Linked DNA regions of Homo sapiens: region 2 is linked to region 1. The links are chromatin loops, found by intact Hi-C in ENCODE. Cell type or tissue: heart right ventricle. All regions are shown on one strand. Each heading gives the region's core, and the rest is flanking DNA. Links, peaks and the distances in the headings are about the cores only. Region 1 overlaps CENPT (centromere protein T). Region 2 overlaps PSKH1 (protein serine kinase H1).

Region 1 (6,660 bases), core at 1-5,000:
TGGTGTCCAGGGCCTCACCTTGGGAGAGAGACAGCCCCTGGTCCACTCCCTGCTGAAACACTGACAGTCTCAGCCTCTGTTTCCTCCTGCCAGGGGCCAGCAGACCTGGAGCCAGGGTTGTGGGGGGCTCGAGCTCAGGAAGTTGCAGCTCCAGGCTATAAGAATGGAGCTTATCTCAGACAGGCCAGGAAGTCCAATTCTGGCTTTTGCAACCCCCAAGAAACTCCCGGACTAAGCTGCCCATAGCACAATCCAAGGTGGGGGAGTTCTGTGTACCTGCCGCAACTGCTCTCTTGTCTGGAGGGTTGGACCGCCTGCGGTGCTGGCACTGGCTTCACTACCGACTCAGGCATCAGGATGGAAGATTCTGGGGCTGCAGAAACACCAAGGAGAGGGTGGGGCTGACAGAACAGGCCACCCTGAATAAAAGATACCACAAGACTGGGGTTGGACTGGTACCTAACTCTGACCGGCAGGCCAGCGCTCACTTACCAGTTAGTAGGATGTTCTTCAGCAGCGTCCGAGGTGTCTGTTCCTCCAAGTGCCCACTGGCCTGAATATGGGCCGATCTGCCAACAGACTATCGGCAAAGCACCAAGCAACCAGTCTGTCCGTCTGCCTTGAGATTTCCTCAAGGTGGGCTCCAGAGCAGAGCTAGACCTCAACCCCCCTCCCCGAGGCAGCCAGGGCCCTTTGGGGTCAGTGGGCTGGGTACTTACCCTGGCTCCATGGGAACGCCCTCTGGCTATCGTCCTTGTTTGGCCACTCAACTTCCTGGGGGAAGCCGTTTCAAGCAGGGCTCTCCGGGCTCTGTGTAAAGACCAGCAATTATGCCGAGAATTACGGTGAGGAGGGATAGAGAATATAGAGACATGCCTTCATCAGGGGTCTTGGTCTGGAGCCGTTTTCCCTCAGGGCTAGGGACCCAGAAACCACTTGCCCCTACCATCGCCCCTGTTCCCAGCCCTATGTCACCAGCAGTGTGGACCGAAGAAGACCCCTGGGGTATGGGAATAGAGAGGGCATATGAGTGAACCAACCAGGAGGGGCTGGGAAAGGCTTCACAGAGGTGACTTCAGCAGAATCACAAAGGATAAGTAGGGGTTAGCCACACAGAAAAGAGGGGCAATTGGAAAAGCATCCACCCCAGACATGAAAGTAACAATCCATGATGGATACTAAAGTATTTTAAAATCTTTTAAGAACTTGGGTACCCCAGACACCTTAGTCTCTCCAGTCCAGTCCCTCTCAGATTCCAGAGCCACATAAGTGTTCCCAGGGCGCAGCTCCTACCTCATGGGTGTAAAACCTATAATGAATGGCTTCTCATTCCCTATAAAGAAACTCCACTGTCCCAGTCTGGCAGATGTCAACGTATGCATCCTCTGCACCATGAGCTCACCACAGCCCTCACCCACTGCCACTCCCACTGACTCAGGCCAAATTCCCTGCTCCTTAGCAAAGCATCTTCCAGTTGCTGCCTCCCAACTTCTGCCCAGGCTGTCCTCTAGCTCCTTTCCCATTTCCCAGCTGGGAGCTACAAGGACAGTAAGACAATGAGCAGGAACAGTGGGAACCCTCGGGACGCAGAAGTTCAGGGCAAATGCCTAGGCACACCCTGGCTGGTCTGGGGAAAGCTGCCTAGAGAACAGAGCAGAAGGTGAGATTCTGAACCCCTATCCTCCATCTCCAGTGGCCGAGCCCCCAGAGACCCGGGATCAGTCAGGCTCTGTGGTCCCGAGGGCTGGCTGCCTGGAGCCCTGGGGGCAGGGGCACAAACAGCTGGCCCGGGCCCGGCTAGAGCAATGGAACCAGTTCTCAGAGTCCCAGGCCCTGCTCCTCTCTGAGACTCAGTTTTCCTCTTCGAACAGAGTCGACGCTGGGTTCCACCCAGACCCTGCTCCTCTCTGAGACTCAGTTTTCCTCTTCGAACAGAGTCGACGCTGGGTTCCACCCAGACCCCACTCCCCGGTCCCTCTAGTTGCTCAAGTACTCGGGGAGCCCCCTCACATACCCAGCCCGAGCACTCCGGGGTCGCCGCGGGGTGCGCGGGTCCGCTGTATCCAGCACGCGTCGCAGCAGCGTGCGCGGCGTGGAGTCGCTGTCAGGGTTGTGGTCAGCCATCGTCTCGGCCCCGGGCCCTCCTAACCGCCCAGCCAGCTGCAGGCTCCGCCTTCCCGCCGCCACAGTTAATGTAACTCTCGCGATGCTCCCGCACAGCCCCACGGGAATTGTAGTTCTCGCACTATCGCAGCTCGCGGGGTGGACAGTGATGGTTGCAAACTCCGGATGCTTTGGAGGCAGCCTCGCTGCGGGTAAACCTCGGTTAATGTAATGCAAGCAGCCCAAGTCTTGGCTTCTTCATCTGTAAATTGAGGTTGATACCCACCTGATAAGGAGCTTGTAATGATTCAAGGAGTTGATGTTTAACTCAGAGTCTAACACACGATAAGCCAGGGCACTGGTAACTAGCAATTGCTATTATTAGAAGGCTCTCTCATTCCCATCTCCCTCTCCGAAGATGAGGAGAGACACTTGGGCCAGGAAAAAGATTTTTATCCTACATATGACCTGGTTAGATTTGCATTTGCAGGCTAGGCGGTGGTTCACGCCTGTAATTCCAATACTTTAGGACACCGAGGCGGGAGGATAGCTTGAGCTCAGGAGTTCGAGAGCAGCCTGGGCAACACAGTGAGACCCCTGCCCCCTGGTCTCTACAAAAAATAAAAATAAATTATTCAGTCATGGTGGTGCGCGCCTGTAGTCCCAGATAATGGGGAGGCTGAGGCAGGAGCATTGCTTGAGCCCAGGAGTTCAAGACTTAAGTGAGTCGTGATCGCACTCCAGCCTGGGCAACAGAGAGAGACCCTGTATCAAAAAATAATAAAAGCATTTTTAAAAGATCTGCTTTGCAAATCTGTCTATAGGGCCTATCTCTATCAGAAGAGACCAGGAAGCAGGCTCCAAGGCTAATAGGCTGTTTGTGATCCAGCACTGATGTTATTATGATCTCCAAACACGAGCAATTTTGAGATGAATTCCGGCTCTCAAAAGTTCTATTAATGTTTTCCCCATTACCACCACATCTAGCAAAATAAATAAATAAAAATTGGGGTTTTTTTTGAGACAGAGTTTTGCTCTTGTTGCCCAGGCTGGAGTGCAATGGCACAATCTCGGCTCACCGCAACCTCCACCTCCTGGGTTCAAGCGATTCTCCTGCCTCAGCCTCCCGAGTAGCTGGGATTACAGGCATGCACCACCACACCCGGCTAATTTTGTATTTTAAGTAGAGACAGGGTTTCTCCATGTTGGTCAGGCTGGTGTCAAACTCCTGACCTCAAGTGATCCGCCTGCCTCGGCCTCCCAAAGTGCTGGGATTACAGGTGTGAGCCACTGCGCCCGGCCATTAAAAATTTTTAATGCTAGAGATGCTTACCATATTCTGTTAGTGTTTTCCTCCGTATTTTTCACTGGTTGACAATCCTCTCACCTTAAGTTTTCATGGCAACTGAATTAGAACTTGGTTTCTGAGTCTTCCGTGGAGTTCACTTTCCCAGAATCTGCACTGAGATCAAGTGTAAATTATCAGATACCTGAGACAAGCATGGGCATATTTGTGCTTGTGTTAAAAAAGCTGAGCCAAGAAGTCCAGGCATGGTGGCTCATGCCTGTAATCCCAGCACTTTGGGAGGCTGAGGCGGGCGGATCACTTGAGGTCAGGAGTTCAAGACCAGTCTGGCCAACATGGTTAAACCTGTCTCTACTAAAAACACAAAAATTAGCTGGGTGTAGTGGCACTCACCTATAATTCCAGCTACTCTGGAAACTGAGGCAGGAGAATTGCTTGAACCCTGGGAGGCAGAGGTTGCAGAGCTGAGATCGAGCCACACTACTCCAGCTTGGGCGACTAAGCAAGACTCCATCTCGGAAAAAAAAAATTAAGCAAAAAATTAGATTCTTGCTTCTCAAAATAAGAGAACTGTAGAGAAAAAGCTATCGATATTCCTTGTCATTTAGATCTGATATCTGTGTTATCTGACTCAATTTGCTATCCTTTTGCAGACATATTTCCATGGTTACTACCTAAATGCAGTTTTTTTTTTGTTTTTGTTTTTTTTTTGAGATGTTCTCCTGCCTCAGCCTCCTGAGCAGCTGGGATTACAGGCTGGCACCACCACGCCCAGCTAATTTTTGTATAGAGACGGGGTTTCACCATTTTGGTCATGCTGGTCTCGAACTCCTCATGATCCGCCTGCCTCAGCCTCCCAAAGTGCTGGGATTACAGGCGTGAGCCATGGCGCCTGGTCTGCAGTTTTGTTTTTGTTTTTGTTTTTTGTTTTTTGAGATGGAGTCTCACTTTGTTGCCCGGGATGGAGTGCAGTGGCACAATCTCAGCTCACTGCAACCTCTGCCTCCCGGTTTCAAGCAATTCTCCCTGCCTCAGCCTCCCAAGTAGCTGGGATTACAGGTGCCCACCACCACACCTGGCTAATTTTTTGTATTTTTAGTAGAGACGGGGTTTCACCATGTTGGCCAAGATGGTCTTGACCTCCTGACCTCATGATCCGCCCACCTCAGCCTCCCAAAGTGCTGGGATTACAGGCGTGAGCCACTACACCCGGCCCCAGCCTGCAGTTTTAAATTATTTATTCATTTACTAGTAAAACCTTGAACTATTGAATAATATGGAAAAAAACAAACATCTTTTTTTTTTTTTTTGAGATGGAGTCTCGCTTTGTTGCCCAGGCTGGAGTGTAGTGGTGCGATCTCAGCTCACTGCAACCTCTGCCTCCTGGGTTCAAGCAATTCTCCCTGCCTCAGCCTCCCAAGCAGCTAGGATTACAGGGGCCCACCGCCAAGCCCGGCTAATTTTTTGTATTTTTTTTCTTTTTTTGAGACAGAGTTTTGCTCTTGTTGCCCAGGCTGGAGTGCAATGGCGCAACCTCTGCCTTCTGAGCCTCTCGAGTAGCTGGGATTACAGGCATGTGCCACCACGCATGGCTGATTTTGTATTTTTAGTAAAGATGGGGTTTCTCCATGTTGGTCAGGCTGGTCTTGAACTCCCGACCTCAGGTGATCCGCCTGCCTCAGCCTCCCAAAGGTTCACGCCATTCTCCTGCCTCAGCCTCCCGAGTAGCTGGGAGTACAGGCGCCCACTACCACGCCCGGCTAATTTTTTGTATTTTTAGTAGAGACGGGGTTTCACCGTGTTAGCCAGGATGGTCTCGATCTCCTGACCTTGTGATCTGCCCGCCTCGGCCTCCCAAAGTGCTGGGATTACAGGCGTGAGCCACTACGAAATTTTTTGTATTTTTAGTAGAGACGAGGTTTCGCTCTGTTGGCCAGGCTGGTCTCCAACTCCTAACCTCAGGTGATCTTCCGCCTCGGCCTCCCAAAGTGCTGGGATTACAGGCGTGAGCCACCGTGCCTTGCCTTTTTTTTTTCTTTTTTTTTTGAGACAGGGTCTCGCTCTGTCACCCGCGCTGGAGTGCAATGGTGGGATCACAGGTCACTGAAGATCTCAACCTTCTGGACTCAAGCCATCCTCCCACCTCAGCCTTCTGAGTAGCTGGGATTACCGGAGTGAGTCACCATGCCCAGCTAATTATTGTATTTTACGTACAGGCGGGGTTTCACCATGTTGCCCAGGCTGGTCAAACATGTTTCAAAAAAGATTAAAACATGAACTTTGGCTGGGCGCAGTGGCTCACACCTGTAATCCTAGCACTTTGGGAGGCCGAGGCAGGTGGATCACAAGGTCAGGAGTTCAAGACCAGCCTGGCCAAGATGGTGAAACCCTGTCTCTACTAAAAATACAAAAAATTAGCCGGGCACGATGGCAGGTGCCTGTAATCCCAGCTACTCGGGAGGCTGAGTCAGGAGAATCGCTTGAACTTGGAGGGTGAAGGTTGCAGTCAGCCAAGATTGCACTCCAGCCTGGGCGACAGAGTGAGACTCCGTCTCAAAAACAAACAAACAAACAAACAAACAAACAATGAGCTTCATTCTTTGTACAGTAGTATTCTGTTTGTTCACATAATTAAACGTTATAATTACTTGTTTAAAAAAAATACTGGGATGAAGTGAGGCAGGGAGGAGCGAAAGAGAATGACAGGGCTAGACTAATATGGGGTCTTGCAAGCTCTGGGAAAGAATCTGGACATTATTCTAAATGGAATAGGAAGCCAGTGGAGGAATTTAAGCAGAGGTATGACATATCAGATTTTCTCTGGCAGTCATGTGAAGAACAGATTGCAGGAGAGGCAAGATTGAAGGCAGGGAGACATGTGATGAGGTTCTTGCCTTTCTCCAGGGGTGATTAAGACAGAGAGTGAGCTGGATCGTGGAGGTGGGGAGAAAGCCATGCATTCCAGATATGCTTTGAGGTAGAAGATTAAGTGTAGATGACAGGTGATTTTATGTACTGGAAATTAGAGTTTCATTGGGCATAATTTTCAATATTCTGTGCATAAAGAAATTACATCAATTTGGCCTCTCAACATTTTTTGAGCAAGGTGAGTCCTGAGACAGGTAGAGTTTGAACCATAACAGTTACAATGATCTTTTGCTGAATTTTATCTCTACTGCACACGTATTTAAACATGGCCAGGCACGGTGGTTCATGCCTGTAATCCCAGCACTTTGGGAGGCCGAGGCAGG
Region 2 (6,704 bases), core at 624-5,623, 85 kb after region 1:
CCTCTGGGTTCTGGGTAATGGAGGAGGAAGGCAGCAGAAAGTGGGAATGGAGCCTGGCAGGAGGAAGGCTAGCTGGAGGCTACTGGAATAATTCCATCCTGTCCTCCTGGGGATGTTTGGGGCAGATCAGGGATCCCAGGGAGTGGGATCCACATGGCATATGTAAGCCACAGTATAGGAGGTGAAGGAGTATGGAGCAGAGTCCTAGCTCTGCAGGAGGGACATCAGCTTGTATGGGCAGACTTGGAGAGGATTCCAGGCTACCCTCTGACCTGGAGAGCATGTGGGGTCCTGCCTACCATCCTGGCACTCCAGATCCCCCAGCCTGAAGCCCATGCCCTAGACCCCACCCCACTCCCTGCACACCACAGGCCTGAGCCATTGCCCCCATTCACTCTCCACACCAAGCTTCTGCCTCAACTGTTCACGCTGCTCCCAGTATCGGTCTTAGTTGTTTCCTTTAGAAATAATGCTGCCTACTGCCATTGTGTGGTGCCCACTAAGTAGCAGACCCAGGGCTGAATGTTCTACACCCCCCATCTCCAATCTATGACAACCCTGCCAGGTGGTACGTAATCCCCCACCTTACAGATGAGGAAACTGAGGATGGTGAGGTTACATAACTTGGCCATGGTCTCCCGACTGGAGGGTGGCACATCTGGGATTTGATTCCAGGCTGTCTTGGCTTCAGAGTTCTTGGCCTGTCTAGTGCTGCAGTCTGCTCTCCCTGGTATGTGTGCCTCAGCACGTTGCTGGTTTCTTGTTTCAGTGCTTTCTGGCTGCTGATCAGTGGACACATCTCTCCTGTCTAGCCTGTAGGGTCCTTGAGGACAGCATGTACATCAATACATATGCTGTCCACTGTCGTGTCCAGGCTTAGTGCACAGTGGTACCTGTATGCTGGGTTGAACTGCAGTATTTATAAGTGATAACTGGTGGGGGAATTTTCTCTTGGCTTCTCCTGAGGGAAGCACCAGTGGCTATTGGTGATGCCCTGGGAAGCGTCCCAAATGTGACTGCTGGCAGGCAGACAGGCTGTGCAGCCAGTGGAGTGCTCCCCTCAAGGGGCCAGACTCCAGGAGGAAGCAGAGAGCCTGCTGGCAATGCGCTTAGGGGGCTGCTGGCCACAGCTGCCTGTGGGCACAGGCAGGGGGAGGATTTAAAGGCCCAGGGCTGGTGTGTGCTTGTCAACTTTTAGGGCAAATACAAGACTCTTGGAAGAGGGGTAAATGCTGAGGAGGAGATGACTGGAAAGGAAAAATCTGAATGTTTACCCAGCACCCAGAGGCACTGGAGTGGAGAGGGCACGCTGGAGTGGAGAGGGCATGCTGGAAGTGGTGGGGAGACACAGGTTGGGAGAGGTAGCGAAGGCCTGTGTGAATGTGAGAGCAGTTTGAGGACACAGTCACCTTGAGAGGCGGCTTCCTATCACAGGAGGCCTGGAGGAGCTGTTTCTAAAGGATGACACAGAAGGTGAGTCATCAGCTACAGACTCATGCTAGAGAACTGTCAGGGTCCTCCAATGCAGAGAGTCTGTGATTCACTTGACATGAAATGTGACATCCTTGATGTCAGTGCTTTTGTCAAGAGTTCTATTCCTAGAGGCAGGACGGATGAAGGGGCTCTTGTAGGATTGATATTAGAGTGATGCCATTAGGAGCTTTGCTGTCTGCTGCATTCAGCATCCTGAATTATCACCCTCCTCTGCTTGGCCAGTCTCTGAGCTGTGGGTGAGCCCAGGTGACTGTACTAGGAACAGGTGGGCTTGGGTAGAATTTCTCACAGAGCCTTGTGAGTGCTGCTGGGCAGGGGACAGAGTACTGTTGGGAGAGGAAGCCCACCTTCATAGCCACTCTGCTGCTACCTGGGTGACAAGGGCTGGTGGGAGGTGGCCTCCCAGGGTTGGGTGTCTGGTCTGCAGGTTGACCATACATTGATCTGGGGCTAAGTATACCTGAAGGGGCAATGAGCTTGACCACCTGTAGTTCTTTTTTTTTTTTTTTTTGAGATGGAGTCTTACTCTGTCGCCCAGGCTGGAGTGCAGTGGTGTGATCTCGGCTCACCAAAGCCTCCACCTTTTGGGTTCAAGCAATTCTCCTGCCTCAGCCTCCCAAGTAGCTGGGATTATAGGTGCCAGCCACCACACCTGGCTAATTTTTGTATTTTTAGTAGAGACGGGGTTTTACCACGTTGGCCAGGCTGGTCTGGAACTCCTGACCTCAGGTGATCTGCCTGCCTTGGCCTCCCAAAGTGCTGGGATTACAGGTGTGAGCCACCACACTCGACCTCCCCACTTCTTAAAGTGACTCTAACATGCCTTGGGATGTAGAAGATAAAATGAGATGCAGAGAATGTGGCATGTCTCAGTGCTCTCTAGGTGACGGGGCTTGGTTATGCAGCCTGGTCCTATGCTCTGACTTTCTGTCTCCCTCCCTGCCCCTCATCTCCCCGCATATGTCACAAGGAGCAGCCATGTGAGCAGGGATAGGACCTCATCCCAGAGTCATGGGGAGCGCTGTCCGGGTGTCTGGAGAGCAGGAGACCAAATGTATATGCTGGTGGCAGAGTGGAGGCAGGGAAGCGGGGAGCGTGTTTCCTGGCTTATGCTTGGATTCTCCTGGATGCTTTAATTGCCTGACTTTTCTCACCTTCAGTGTGGGTGGGGACTGTGATGGACCCATCAGCTCAACTCTCTTCTCACTGACCCCTGCTCCCAGAGTCAGAGGATGGCTTTCCCACGACTGTCTCAATAGCTGACAGCACGAGCAAACACAAATCAGTTTAGAATTCTTTGCTATGAGGCATCTGTCCCTAAGCCCTTCTTCCCTGCCAGCCTGCTGGGGCTGCTGCATGTCAAGTGCTGGATGCTTGTGCTGTCTGTGTGTGAGGATCCCATGAGGATGATCAGATGCCCCCATACCTGGCCAGGAAGGTTCCCTTGGGAAAAGCCATCCCCACTTCACCAAAACACGAAGTGTTCAACAGATTAAGTCTCCCTCCTTCACTGCAGGAGCCAATGCCCTCAGGCTGGATTCCTGACTAGTCACTGGGAGGTGGCATGGTTTGGGCCACTGGATGGAGGCAGTGGACCCTCAGTTGGTCACTGTGGCTGGGGACCTGCCCTTGGTTGGAGACCTCTGGCAGGAAGGCAGAGGAAGCTCTCTCCATGTGAGGCCAGAGGAAGCTCTGAGTGGAGAAGAGCAGCAGCCCCATCTTGTGTCACCTCTGTGCCACCACTGGGCTCCCCAGAGCCCTGTCCTCTAGGTTTCCCTTTGTCACTGCTGCCCTGGTTGCATACACCCCAGAAAGCAGCAACTTCCCTGTAGTGGCAGGAGCAGACCCACCCGCCACGCTGCTGCATTCAGCCGTTCCTGCTGACCACCCATAGCATCACGTCACCCTGGGTCACAGCTGCCTTTCATCACTTTTTCCACCTCCAGCCCTTGAGGCCTGGCCAACAAAGAGCAGGGTGTGGTGGCTTGCACTCAGAGCCATCCCTGGTGCGTCAGCCATCCCCTCCCTCTCCTGTCTTTTCATTGTCTGTCTCCACCTGGAGAGCACTGCCTTTCACAGGCTCTGTCGCTTCTGGGCCCTCAAGTTCCTCTGGGAGCTGCTGGACTGTATCTCTCCCACATTCTGACCTCTTTATTTATTTATTATTATTTTTTAATAGAGACAAGGTCTTGTTGTAGAGGAACAAGAGTTGGAGTGCAGTAGTGTGATTATAGTTCATTGTAACCTTAAACTCCCGGGCCCAAACCATCTTCCTGCCTCAGCCTTCCGAGTAGCTGGGATTACAGGTGTGGGCCACCACACCGGGCTAATTTTTTAGGTTTCTTGTAGAGATAGGGTCTATGTTGCCTAGCCTGGTCTTGAACTCCTGGCCTCAAGTGATCCTCCTGCCTCGGCCTCCCAAAGTGCTGAGATTAAAGGCGTGAGCCACTGTGCCCAGCCCTGACCTCTTTAGATCCACTCATAGCATCCCATGCTCATCCTCCTCCCACACCTACTGAGGTGGAGGCTGGCTCTCAATTGCATGGCATAGCTGATGGTGACCTGGTCCAGCCATCCTCACTGGCTGTGCCTCTCCAAGCTCACCTTCCCTAGTCAGTCCTCCCATCACACAAGGTTACCCTTCTCCATCGTGCCTGACGTCCCTCGGTAGATGTGTGGTGCCCAGAGAGCTCTGCTCCCTTGTGGCCCAGCCAGCTTGGAGCAGAAGGCTTAGTCACATTCATCTCTTCATTCTTCCTCCATCCCATATTGACCTACCACTGGCCCTAAGCCTGGGGTTCCAGGGACAGAGACTGCAGTGTGGATGAGATGGTTACAGTCACTGAGCCTCCAAACTGCCTCAGAAATTAGGATGGGAGGAAGTTAAAAAAAAAAAAAAAGGCTGGGCACGGTGGCTCACACCTGTAATCTCAGCCCTTTGGGAGGCCAAGGTGGGTGGCATCTGAGATCAGGAGTTTGAGACCGACCTGACCAACATGGTGAAACCTCATCTCTACTAAAAATACAAAATTAGCTGGGCATTGTGGTGCATGCCTGTAATCCCAGCTACTTGGGAGGCTGAGGCAGGAGAATTGCTTGAACCCAGGAGGTAGAGTTTGCAGTGAGATGGTTCCATTGCACTCCAGCCTGGGCAACAAGAGCAAAACTCCGTCTCAAAAAAAGAAAAAAAAAATAATGCCAGGTGCTGTGGCTCACGCCTGTATCCCAGCACTTTGGGAGGCCGAGGCGGGCAGATCTTGAGGTCAGGAGATCAAGACTATCCTGGCTAACACGGTGAAACACCGTCTCTACTAAAAATACAAAAAATTAACCAGGCATGGTGGCATGCACCTGTAGTCCCATCTACTTGGGAGGCCGAGGCAGGAGAATCGGTTGAACCTGGGAGGCGGAGTTGCAGTTAGCTGAGATTGCACATCGCGCCACTGCACTCCAGCCTGGGTGACAGAGTGAGACTCTGTCTCTCTTAAAAAAAAAAACAAAAACAAAAATCAAAAAACCAGGCTGGGCCCTGGGAACCACTTGGCCTCAGCGGAACCCTTGATGAGTGTAGATAAAAGAGATCACGCTGCAGCAGGCTTCTAAATCTGGAACCTTCCAGGGCTACTCCAGGACATTGTTAAAAGCAGACATCGCTATGTTGGTGGCACAGGCCTATTGCAAAGCGAGCAAATAGCATCCTTCTCGATCTTGAGTTGTGTCCTGTCTCTCTCCTCTCCTTCCCCTCCACTCTGGCTCTGGGCAGGGACAGGTGGGGGCACACGATTTCATTTTGTTATCCATTTCAAGTTTCAGAACACAGCTTTACTAACCTTTAAGTTGTCACACCTTTTCTCATTTTAATCTTTATTCTCTGCTTTTTTTTTTTTAATTCTCTACTTGTTTTTAAAACTGCATTATCTTCCCTCTATTTCTCTCCTCAGGCTCTCTCCCCCCACACCCTTCCCTTTTCTGTTGCTTGCCCCTCACCCGCCCTCTGCCGAGTCCCAGGGTGGTAGATTCTGTCTGGTCTGGAAGCCCAGGCACCAGGATGATGGGTTTTTGACCACAGGAGGGGATGCTGGCTCTGCTGCCACACAGTGTCTAATTCTGCTGATGCTCTTCGTCGTGGGCAGCATGACAGGGTGCCGTTCTTGTTGTCATGCTGCTTTCCTGAGTAAACTCAAAGCTCTGTTTCCAGAATTTCCTCTGTGCCCTTTTCTCTGCTCTCATTCAGGCCCACGTAAGTACAGAAAGGAGGCCTTTGAAGGTGGGAATAGTGGGTCTGAAAATACATCTTGAAATAGAGCTGAGGGAAGAACTGAGTCATGGTAGCAAAGCCCAGGCTTCTTCCTCCCTTCCCATCCCTTCTCTAGAAGCACTGTGGTGGGGCCACCTCCTCTGTCAGCCAGCCTGCCCCAGAATCATCATTGGTTAGATAAGGAACCCAGGGCTCAAGAGGTCAGCTTAAATGCTAAACTCTGCGCTTCACATGTGGCCACGTGAAGGAAAAGGTGGAGAAAAAGGAATCCAGGAGTTTATAAACTGGAAGGGACTTAGAGTTCATGACATTCAGCCCCTTCCTCGTGTTAAAAGTGAAGGCGGTGTGATTTCTCTAAGGCCGACAGAGAAGGTAGAACTAGAACTCAGGTTGCTGGGCTTGCAATCTAACCCTTTAACGTATCCCAGATGCCACTCAGAAGACACACCAAGGGGCCTTTCTCTCCCAGCCTCACTTGCCAGTAGGCAGCCCTGCCTGCCAGAGGAAGTCTAGGGCCGCCCTGTAAGCTGTGTTTGCTGCCAGAAAGAAGCAGCTTCCTCCTCTGTCTGCAGCCTCTGCTAGAGAGCTGGCGCTGTTCTTTGTTTCATTAGCCCTTAGGCTCCAGGTGAGACCGCTGGCAGTGGCTTGGGTAGTGTTCATGCCAGGCCCTTGTGCCAGACATTAGAGCTAGAGCAAACGAAAAGGGTTGGTGCGGGGGGTCCTCAGGCGGGAGCGGAAAGCCCTTCCTGCTGTGCTGCCTCTCCCTCTCCAGGGGGAGTAGGACTCCACTGCCTAGGAGTGGCTTTGGCCCAGCATGGGTAGGGGGATGAGGAAGGCTAGTTGGTAAGGAGGTGCTCACGGAAGAGGTCGCTTCCCATACCCATTATTGGCATCTTTGCTGTTCCAACATCAGGAGCAGGTACCCTAACTGCAAGGGGAAAAGGACTCTTTT

Evidence for each region. Peaks named below come from ENCODE experiments on the same cell type or tissue, not always from the same donor. Only the 100,000 strongest peaks of a DNase experiment are listed, where the experiment ranks them.
Region 2: it touches region 1 in a loop (2.8-fold over the local background); 25 of 110 quality-filtered maps call a loop at or near these places.

Annotation. Positions count from the first base shown.
Region 1 is chr16:67,831,736-67,838,395 of GRCh38, forward strand. CENPT (centromere protein T) reads right to left here. Exons shown (of 16, transcript NM_025082.4): 2 at 3,803-3,923; 3 at 3,437-3,565; 4 at 2,015-2,365; 5 at 720-810; 6 at 493-580; 7 at 277-373; 8 at 19-155. The coding sequence starts at 2,124. Among named protein-coding and RNA genes, the nearest start is that of THAP11, 7.3 kb to the right of the region's middle. RefSeq lists enhancers at 1,787-1,836, 2,317-2,366. In heart right ventricle, for the core only: no CTCF peak of the experiment used is centred there; DNase peaks (open chromatin) are centred at 1,688 and 2,216; H3K4me3 peaks cover 1,842 bases; H3K27ac peaks cover 1,339 bases.
Region 2 is chr16:67,916,605-67,923,308 of GRCh38, forward strand. The region is part of intron 2 of PSKH1 (protein serine kinase H1); the gene reads left to right. Among named protein-coding and RNA genes, the nearest start is that of CTRL, 12 kb to the right of the region's middle. RefSeq lists an enhancer at 2,788-3,293. In heart right ventricle, for the core only: a CTCF peak has its summit at 3,237; a DNase peak (open chromatin) is centred at 1,030; H3K27ac peaks cover 4,014 bases.